Linked DNA regions of Homo sapiens: region 2 is linked to region 1. A link is an interaction called in ENCODE POLR2A ChIA-PET data of the cell type or tissue named here. Cell type or tissue: PC-9. All regions are shown on one strand. Links, peaks and the distances in the headings refer to the core of each region. The heading gives the core; the rest is flanking DNA.

The links. Peaks named below come from ENCODE experiments on the same cell type or tissue, not always from the same donor. Only the 100,000 strongest peaks of a DNase experiment are listed, where the experiment ranks them.
Region 2: POLR2A ChIA-PET joins it to region 1 with 5 read pairs; 4 of 35 experiments call an interaction of 5 or more read pairs at or near these places.

Annotation. Positions count from the first base shown.
Region 1 is chr1:56,394,008-56,399,394 of GRCh38, reverse strand. No RefSeq gene overlaps it. Among named protein-coding and RNA genes, the nearest start is that of LINC01767, 18 kb to the left of the region's middle. In PC-9, for the core only: no CTCF peak of the experiment used is centred there; no DNase peak of the experiment used is centred there.
Region 2 is chr1:56,588,648-56,594,034 of GRCh38, reverse strand. No RefSeq gene overlaps it. Among named protein-coding and RNA genes, the nearest start is that of PLPP3, 12 kb to the right of the region's middle. In PC-9, for the core only: no CTCF peak of the experiment used is centred there; a DNase peak (open chromatin) is centred at 3,304.

The DNA of each region.
Region 1 (5,387 bases), core at 111-5,110:
GCTCTGAATGGTATAACCTTAGAAGATGCTGCTAGTCATGTTGTCTATCTGGACAGGACAGATTTGGAAACAAGTATAAGTGCAGGGCAAGGAATGAAACACATTTCACGGAGAAATAGAGATGAAAGATGGAGTTAGAGACAAGTTTCTGGTTCCAGAACCTACTTGTTCTGGAACCTACTTGGTATGTTCTGGAACATACCAAATTATGTTCCTTGCTTTGTGTTTCAGGACATACCCTTACATTCTTATGATAAAATGCTCCTTTTGGCTCACATTATTTCCACTTGGTTTCTATTAACTATAGTTAATAATTCTTTCTAACACTTTAGCTAATGGCTCTCAAAGTGTGACCCCTGGACCACCATCATTACCTTCATTGGGGAATTTGTTAGAAATACAAATTCTCATCCTCATCTCATAGCTATCAAATAAGAACATCTGAGGGGAAAGTTCAGAAATTTGTTTTTAAAAATACCCCCAGGTATCTCAAGTGTGAGAATCACTGGCCTAGCTGTCTCAAGTATTGGGTGGAAAGAACAAAGACAGGTCGAGATTGGGACCTCAGATCCGTGAACTAAGGATGTGCCTCTGGGCAAGTCACATCATCTCTTGAATACTCAGCTTTCTCAGCAGTAAAATGAAGGATAACGATGTTTATATTACACAGCAGTTGTCAGAAACGCACAGGGATCTGGGCACTTGAAAAATATCAGTTTGTTTTTGTCTCTGTGGATCCTGTTCTGACATAAGAAGAGAAGTGGCATTGACTTAGGTCATTCATCATGGAGACACAACCTGATGTCTCCATTGATTAAAAATCAATCCATCACCTTAAGGGAATGGGTTGCTGTTCAGAGCTCATACCTAATCAGTGTACCTAGAGCTTAGTTCTGGGGCCAGGCTTCCTAGGCTATCACTGGACAGTTGGGAATTAAACCCAATAAATATAAAACTTGTTTTGATCTTTTAGGTTTCAATGATGTATTTTCCTACTGTGTGATCAAAATCACACAGTTTGGTCCATAGTAGAATAAAATAAGAAAGTCAATTAGTTTATATTTGAGGAAGGAAAGCACAGGCTTCTATTAATTTATTCATTCACTAATTTAGTCATTTGTTTACTTGCCATTTATTCATTCACTAATTTAGTCATTTGTTTACTTGCCATTTATTCATTCACTGACTCATTCACCCACCCAACACTCAAGCTACTTCTTGCCCTAGATACCATGCTAGATACTAGGGATTTATAGATAAGACACTGTGTTCCCTCCTTCCCTGCTAATTGTTGACAGATAACAGGATGAGCAAAGATAAGAAGACAGAAAATGATCTTGGCACCAGGGGATTATGGTCACAAGATCTATCTTGCTGAAGCAATGTTAGGAAGTATGAGGCATCAGAGTCAATGCTGGTCATAGAATGAAAAAGCTATAAGACAACATCTGCTTTGGTTTCAACAGCATACCATTCTGCAGTTAAAAACAGCTGTTATTTTGCAAGGACCTCGCGTTTTTTTTTTTTTTTTTTTTTTTTTTGGGTGGCCACTTTCAAGCTGACCCCAGATGATGACCATCTAGCTGGTAGATTCATTTGCCAAATACTGTTCATACTCTACGAGGAGTGGGCTGGTTAGTACTCATTAAAAAAAATCCATGTGTCTGCTACTACATGATGGCTAAATCAGTCCAACCCCAAGTGAACTCCTTCTGGTATCTAGAAAGTCTGGCTATTTTCTGGTTGAATCTCCACCCAATTCTTGGCTTTCATATCACTGAAACTTCAAGTTTATATGCAAGATGGGGCAAAAACATTGAACCTCTCCCCAGACGGGTCTTTAGGAAATTCATCCAAATGTTTCCTCAGACATATCCTCTAGGGAATTCTGGGGCCAGTATTTCAGATACAAAAGAGATGTGGATGGTCTGGAAGAGGACAGCTCCTTAGTGGCTGAGTGTTTCATCCTGTCTCATATTTGAAAGGTGGTTTTTCTGCTTGCGTCAATTACAAACTGCTTTAATGAGAGTCAAATTGTGTCTTTCTTATTCCCAGACTATAAGAAGAAGAAAAATAATGCCTAACATGTTGTATGGGGTAGACAACACTCCTGACCTCACTTGACCCTTGCCGCTATGCTGGAGGAGTAGTTATTAGCATTTCATTCTCATTTAACAGATGATGACGTTCATTTTATCAAAGTCAAAGCGTCTGAGTTTATTTTTAACTTGGGTTTCTAGACTATAGATTTTTATGTTCATTTCACTGTAGCAGACTATTTTTAAGGAGAACCATTGTTACCAGTACGCAGGATCACAAGGAACTCCTTGAGAGACCTTGGAAATGTGACAAAATTATCCTCTGAGAGTTAAAGTTTAAGATAGGGACAAGAGGATTAGTGAGGAGACAGGATGGCTCCCAGGTCGGTGAGAGTCAGCTGATCTTAATCCAACCACAGATCTTAAATCTATTTGAAGAAAAAAGAAAAGCAGAGTCACAATGGAGGGAAATGTTGGTGTTTTATCCATGCTGTGAGCTAGGAATCACGTGCTGCTATCTTAATTGGGTGCTATTAGATGGTTTATTTATGTAACTCCTCTTGTGCTGATACCTCACTCACCTGGCAACCTTCAGAGTGTGAACGTGACATCTCAAGCACTGCAGCCAGGGTGAGAGAATGCCTTGGCTGGGCCAATGTGAGGATTCCACGTTCATGTGCTGGTAGCTTCTTAATCTCACTGTATAGTAACATCTGAGTAATACAGCTTCCAGGAGATTACTGTTGGTGTGTAGGAGAGAAGGAACAGCTCTTGGAGGCTGATCAAATCAGGTTTCTGAGCCTCTGGAACTGCAGGATAAATCCAAAATTTGGGCAATTTCATTAAGAAATGGAATAAAATGTTCTTCAGGAAGACCTCTTGGAAGATTAAACCATCTACTGCTTTCTCCTGGCAGCATGTTTTCTTTGCCTGGCAGATGCAAGCCTAAATTAGGGTTCACTGCTATTCCTGTAGCCTTGGCCTCGTTGTTGCTAAAGGTCAGTGGTGCAATACATCCAAACCTTATGTCAATTCCTCTCCAAAATAATTAGCTGAATACCCAATCAATTCAGGATCATCACCTAGGAAGGCGAAGAGGAAGATAGGATGAGAGAAACGCTGTTCCTCCAATTCAGGTGCCCAATCTTGCAATACAGAAATAGACTCGTGCATAAGTAATTTTGATAATTTCAAGGGTTTTCTATGTTCCTAGAATGCATCAGCCAATATAGGGAACATTTTATATATATCATTTCATTTATTTTTAGCAACTAACCCATGAACAGATGAAAACATGAAGTCTTGAGAAGTAATTTGCTACATGTCACAGAGCTAGTAGGGCAGAATGTAGATTTGACCCCCTGAGATATAAGCTGCTGGAAAGACTATAATTGAAGATCTAAATAGATGAGCGTATAGAGCATGTGGCTGAAATTGTTCTCCTAGCAATTTCCATTCGTTACCTGATTCTGCTCTGGGAGCTCATAAAAATGAGAGCCCCTAGGCAATGTGAAGAGCACTAACTCCTTCATCAGTAAAAGAGTGACTTGGAGAAATTAATGAACTCTAATCTAGAGTTCTAGTCTAATATGAATTGACAGAGAAGGTCTAAGAACCATTTTCTTTCTTTTTTTAAAACAATTAATTTTTTTTGAAACAAGGTGTTACTCTCTCACTCAGGCTGGATGGAGTACAATGGCATGATCATACCTCACTGTAACCTTAAAATTTCTGGGCTTAAGGGATCCTCCAGCCTCAGCCTACTCAGTAGCTGGGACTACAGGCACGCACCACCACACCAGGATAATTTTTTTGTATTTTTTTTTAGAGATGGGTTCTCGCCATGTTGTCCAGGCCATTCTCAAACTCCTGGGCTCAAGCAGTCCTCCCACCTTGTCCTCCCAAATTTCTGGGATTACAGGCATGAGCCACTGCATCTGGCAGAACCATTTTCAATATCAAAAATTATAAAGGAAATATACCTTTATCTCAGATAGTGTTGCACACACTGCCTAAACTGTTTTGGCTAGAATTATATCAATCCAGTCTAGTTACACTGAATATCTCATTACTCATCATGAGCTCTGATTAACTGGTATCAGTTTATTGAATGTTAATAAACATATCTTGAGTACTTATCTATTATATGTAGGGCACTGAACTGTGTTCTACAGATATAGAGACAAAAAAGATGCTTTTCCCATTTCAAGAAAATTGTAGTCTAGGAATGGGGGAGCATAGCTCAATAAGCATTTTAAAACATTTTCTTTCAAATTATAACAATAATACATTCTCATTGCAAATAATTCAAACAGTAGGGACATATTTCTTTTTCAGGTGCTGGAGAGTGGTTGAAGGATTTTATGCTAGAGCCTCATGTAATAGGATTAGCCTTTGGAAAGATCTTTCTGGCCGCCATGTGGAGGCTGGCCCAGAGCTGCACGGTACAGGAAGCAGGAAGTCTCGTCTCAGAGACCAGCAAGCGGGCCATGGTGTGATTTCAGTCAGAGGTGGGGAGGGCCTGAACTAGGACCGAAGATGCTAATGTGGATTTGAGAGCTCACTGGGTGGGAAAGTACGTGTTGGGTTACTGAACAATAGGGAAAATAATACAACTTTGACTTAAGAATTGGGCTTTGCTAAACAAATCTTTTTACAAACTGGTCTCCTAGAAAGGGCTCTGAAGGCACAGCTAACCAAACAACTATCCCTCCCAGGCAAGAGTTTCCCCACCAGGTGAATGGTTTGCCATGTTTCCAATTCCAGGAACTAGCTGGAATAACACTTATGCAATGGGAATGCACGAGGCCCACCTCCAGGAGCCTGGCTGGTGGAGAACTTGGCAAGACTGGAGTCCTCTGCGGAGTGGAAACTCCTGCGGTTCTGCTTCAAGTGAACTTTACTTGGATGGCTGACTTCAGAGGAAGTCAGAACGGGCTGCGTGGAAGGCTGCATGGGTCTGGGCCTGGAGCCACTGGCAAAGAGGAGCCGGGGATGGGTGGGAGAGTATGATAGCACTTCATGAACAAGTCTATGGTAGAGGAAGCAGAAGACACTGTGTTGGTAGGAAACCCTGCTGTCTTTCCCAGGCAGTGGATAAAATGAGGGCTTAGGAGCCAAAATAGCCTGCTGTGTCACTTCAGCACTGTGTGACCCTGGCAAAGTCACTTAACTTCTCTGAGACAAGTGTCCTTTTATGTAAAATGGAGATACATGTAGTACTCACCTTCTAGGTCATTGCAAGGATAAGCTATAACGAATGAAAACTGCTAGTACTTTGCTCAGCACCTTCTAGAAAGTCAATAAGTGGTAGTTACTGATTGAAGAGTCATAACTTTCTAACAAATA
Region 2 (5,387 bases), core at 264-5,263, 190 kb before region 1:
CAGATCATCACTTTTCTGACTCCCATCTAAAATGGACATTCATTTTGTTTAGAGTAAAAGCTGAAGTCCTTTCAGTGGCAAAAATATTTATAGCAGCATTACTCATAATAGCCAAGAAGTGGAAAAAGCTAAATAAACATATAAACAAAAATGTGTTGTATCCATACAATGGAATAATATTTAGCATTAAAAAAAGTGAAGAACTGATATGTGTTACAATTTGGATGAACCTTGAAAATATTATGAGGCTGGGCACGGTGGCTCATGCCTGTAATCCCAGCACTTTGGGAGGCTGAGGCAGGGGGATCACCTGAGGTCAGGAGTTCGAGACTAGCCTGGCCTAAGTGGTGAAACCCCGTCTCTACTAAAAATGCAAAAATTAGCTGGGCTTGGTGGTGGGTGCCTGTAATCCCATCTACTCGGGAGGCTAAGGCAGAAGAATTTCTTGAACCCAGGAGATGGAAGTTGCAGTGAGCTAAGATCACACAACTGCACTCCAGCCTGAACAACAGAGTGAGACTCCATCTCAAAAAAAAAAAAAAAGAAAGAAAAGAAAATATTATGTTAAGTGAAAGAAGCCAGTCACAAAAGATCACACATTGTATAACACTATTTATATGAAATGATGAAATGTCCAGAATAGGCAAATCCATGGAGACATAAAGTCAATTAGGAACTACCTAGGGCTAGAGGGGTTGGAGGAAACAGGGAGTGACTGCTAATTGCTATAGGGTTTCTTTTAGGGATGATAAAAATGTTCTAAAATGGATCGTGGTGATGATACGGGTCTCTGTGAATGGACTAAAACCATTGCATGGTATAGCATAAATGGGTGTATGTTATGGTATGTGAATTACATTTCTATATTACATTGCTATAAATCTGTTTTGTAAAAAAGAGAGGTAATAGAAAGGAAGGAAAGAACATAATAAAAGGGGCAGTAATAATAATAATAATAATAGTAATAATAAGGCCCCATATTAGGAAGGAACTTAATATCTATGAGTTGACAGATATCATGGTACCTATGATATTAGAGAGAAGGCCAATATCCTTAAGGTGTACGAACAAGTTGGAAAATAAGCTGCAGTCAGATAAGGACCATAGTATGAGGATTTTAAATTTTACCAGAACCCCCAAAAGAAAGATTTAGAGGGATTTATGCAAGCAAATGACATAATCAGATTTCCATTTAAAAAATCATTCTGTCTGGCTGGCGTGGGGAGAATTAGAAGTGGGAAAGTGTAGAAACTGGGAGAGCAATTAAAAGTTATTGCAGTGGACTAGGAAGAAAGGATGGTTGAAATGAAGGCAGATATAAGAGATGGACTTTGGTGTCTATTTTGGAGACAGAATCAGTGAAAGTTGGCAAACTGAGTGGACGTACGGCATGAAGGATATGAGTAGATGGAGATCCCACTTGCTTAGATTGAGAAACCCTGGGGAAGAGTCATTTTAGGTGTAGTTCTGGCTACACTAAATTTGAGATGCGTTTGAAAATAACCCTGTAGACACACACATCAACAGTTTGATATATGGTTTAGATTGGGTTTAAATATTGGCTCTGCCATTTACTAGCTACGTGACACTGAAAACCATTATTATTTTTCCGGATTCCTTCATCTGTAAGATGGAGATAACATAACCTGCAGTAGCCAACTAATAATCTACTGGCTTATTACAGCTTGTTGGTTTAAGGCACAGACTCTGAACCTCCAACTGCCTGCATTTGGATCCTGGCTTTGACATGACTATAGTTGTATGATCTTGGAGAAGTTACTTAATCTCTTTAAGTCTAATTTTCTTAATCCCAAAATGGGGATAATAATAGCACCTATCTCATAGGGTTGTTAAATAAAGATACGCATTAGATAATATATGCAAAGTGCTTGGGGCTGGCACTTAGTAAGCAGATATAAGTGGTAGTTAATGATATTATCTCACTGGGTTGACATGAAGAGATGAGATAATACATACGAAAGGAACCAGCACGTATTAGATATTCAAAGAATGTTACTAAAGTTTCCTTCCTCATTTTTCACCTGAATTTTGTCTTAATTAAACTTTCCACTTTTATTTGGACTAGGTTAACCTAGACATTTTCTCAGTATGGTAAAGCCCAGTAAATTGCCCACCAGTTTAAGATGGGAGATAAAGGCCAATGAACATTGCCGCAGGAGCAGAAAATGAAGAAAAGAATGTCTAAATGGGGAGGCACAATCCAGGTTGGGGAGACAGAATGCAATCAGCAAATATGAACAGTGGACCAGACCATATCATTCCTGAGAAAAGTGGGATTGGTTTGGAACATTGGCTGCTATGAGATGAACCCCACAGCTGTGTGTTTTATCTAATGAATAACAAAGAAGCAGGCCTCTTCAAATGAGGACACGACTTCAACAATATGTAAGAGCATCATGCACTCCTCCTGAGAGCTTTGTGTGTGTGCCATCCCCACTGGTCCTTCATTCATTCACTCACTTGCGCATTTGTTTATTTTCTAGTTTATTCAACAAATATTTACTGAGCACCAGGCATCAGGGAGACAGAAGGGGGAAAAAGGTGAATGTTCTTAGCTCGATGGAGTGTGAAATATAGTGGGGGAAGACAGGAAAGGAACGACAAGTAGAATATACAGTGTCAGGCCGGGCGCAGTGGCTCACGCCTGAAATCCCAGCACTTTGGGAGGCCAAGACAGGCGGATCACCTGAGATCAGGAGTTCAAGACCAGCCTGGCTAACATGGCAAAACCCCGTCTCTACTAAAAAATGCAAAAACATTAGCCAGGCGTTGCAGTAGGCGCCTGTAATCCCAGCTACTCCGGAGGCTGAGGCAGGAGAACCACTTGAACCAGGGAGGCGGAGGTTGCAGTGAGCCGATATCATGCCATTGCACTCCAGCCTGGGTGATAAGAGTGAAACCCTGTCTCAGAAAAAAGAAGAAGAAGAAGGAATATACAGTGTCAGATAAATTCTATGGAGAAAAAGAAAGCAAGGGCATCAGGGGAGATGCAGACACGGTAGCAAAGTAAAAGTTTGAAGAAGGGGAGCACTCCAACAGAGGGAACATTTCGTGCAAAGGCCCTGCTCATTGTATCTCTGTCATTCTGAATCCCATTTTCCCATCCTCCAAAATTTAAAGAAATAGAAAAGTTTCACCGGGCTGAGGAAGGTAATGTTCTTAGTATTAGTTTCTAGGGCTGCTGTAACAAATTACCACAAGTTGGGTAACTTACAACAACAGAAATATGTTATCTTACAGTTCTGGAGGCCAGCAGTCCAAAATCCAGCAGGGCCACATTCCTCCAGGGAACTTCTGGAAAGGGCTCATTCCTTGCCAATTTCAGCTTCCGGGGGTTGCATCAGCATTTCTGGCTGCATCTCTCCAATCTCTGCCTCTGTCTTTACATGGCCTTCTTTGTGTGCCCATGTCTTCTCTTCTGTCTCTTATAAGGACACTTATCCTTGGATTTAGGGTCCACCTGAGTAATTCAGGATGATCACATCTAAAGATCCTTAAGCCAGGCGCAGTGGCTCATGCCTATAATCCCAGTGCTTTGGGAGGCTGAGGCGGGTGGATCACAAGGTCAGGAGATCAAGACCATCCTGGCTAACACGGTGAAACCCCGTCCCTACTTAAAATACAAAAAATTAGCTGGGCGTGGTGGCACGCACCTGTAGTCCCAGCTACTCGGGAGGCTGAGAAAGGAGAATCGCTTGAACCCAGGAGACAAAAGTTGCAGTGAGCCAAGATCGCACCGCTGTACTCCGGCCTGGGCGTCAGAGCTAGCCTCCGTCTCAAAAAAAAAAAAAAAAATCCTTAATTTAATTACATCTGCAATGACTCATTTCCAAATAAGGTCATAGTCACAGATTCTGGCCATTAGGATATGAATAGATCATTTGGGGGGCTACCATTCAATCCACTACACTCAATAAAGGCGTTTCAGTTCTTCTTTGTCCATGTTATGGACTTTCTCACGTTCCTCATCTTTTTTCTCTAAGTTGAAAAGTTGTCTTTGAGAAAAGTTTTTTCTTTTCTTTTCTTGTTTCTTTTCTCCCTCTCTCTCTCTCTCCCTCCCTTCCTCCCTCTCTCTCTCTTTCTCTTTCTTGGAGTGTCTATACAGACATAAGTGAGGTAGATGACTGAGAATTATCTGAGATAGAGACTTTCATATGGCCACAGCCATTAATATGGTTCAAGGACAAAATCATGTTGGCATCTGTTCGGGAATTGCAATGAGTAAGTACGTTAAAATTTCAGAATAATTATTTCTCTGTTGGCCAAACAGGAAATGGATAAATATAACCAATGTTCACAATTTGGAAAATTGAACAAATTCTTCTGTTTACCCCTTTTCCCATTCATACCATACATAGCTAAGTTATGTTGCCATCCTTATTCATACTTTCATTTATACTTTTTCTACTTTTTGACTGTTTAAATCTTTGTTGCAGTATAACATACGTGCAATCGGTACAAAAGCTTTATGTTCACATATTAATCTCACACTGTTTTTACATATCTGTTTAACCATGTAATCATCATTCAAATCAAACATTCAGAAGGCTTCTTCCCACTTAACAATCCCTTCCCCAAAGGTGACCACATAGTATGCACTCCTGTGTAAATTTCTTTTTTTTTTTTTGACATATGTCTGAAAGATGCATCCAAGCCCTTTTGTGTAGCAGTGGTTTACTTTTTTCAGTACTGCATAGTATTTCACTGCGTATCACTGTATGATATATATTTATTCTAATTTCTGTTGTTTCCATTTGTGAGTTATCATGAATAAAGCTGCTATGAACCTTATTGTACAAGTCTTTTGGTAGACAAATGTCATCATTTTTGATGGCCGTATCCCTAGAAGTGGAATTACTGGGCCATCGAATAGACATAGGTTTGGTTTTAGTAGATTTTACCCAAGAGTTTTCCAAAGTAGCTATACCAATTATCTCTCCAGTTGGTCCATATCTTCACCATTTGATATTGTCAAGCTTCCAAACGTTAGCCATTCTGATGGGTATATATTGGTGTGGAGTGGTATTTCATTGTGGTTTTAATTTGCATTTCCCTAATGACTAATGATGTTGAGCACTTTGTCATATGTGTATCGGTCACTTGTATATCCTCTTTTGTTAACTGCCTATTCAAGAATTTTGCCCCCCCCTTTTTTTTAAAAAAAAAAAAAGACCACATCTTTGCTTGTCTGTCTTTTTCTTATCGGTTTGTAGGAGTTCTTTTACATACTCTGAATATACATCCTTTTAGTGAATATCCTTTTTGGCCATGTATTGTTCCAATCTGCGGCTTACCTTTTCATTTTCTTAATTTTATGTTTTAGGGGTCAAACTTTTTTTGTAAAGAGCCAAATAATAAATATTTTA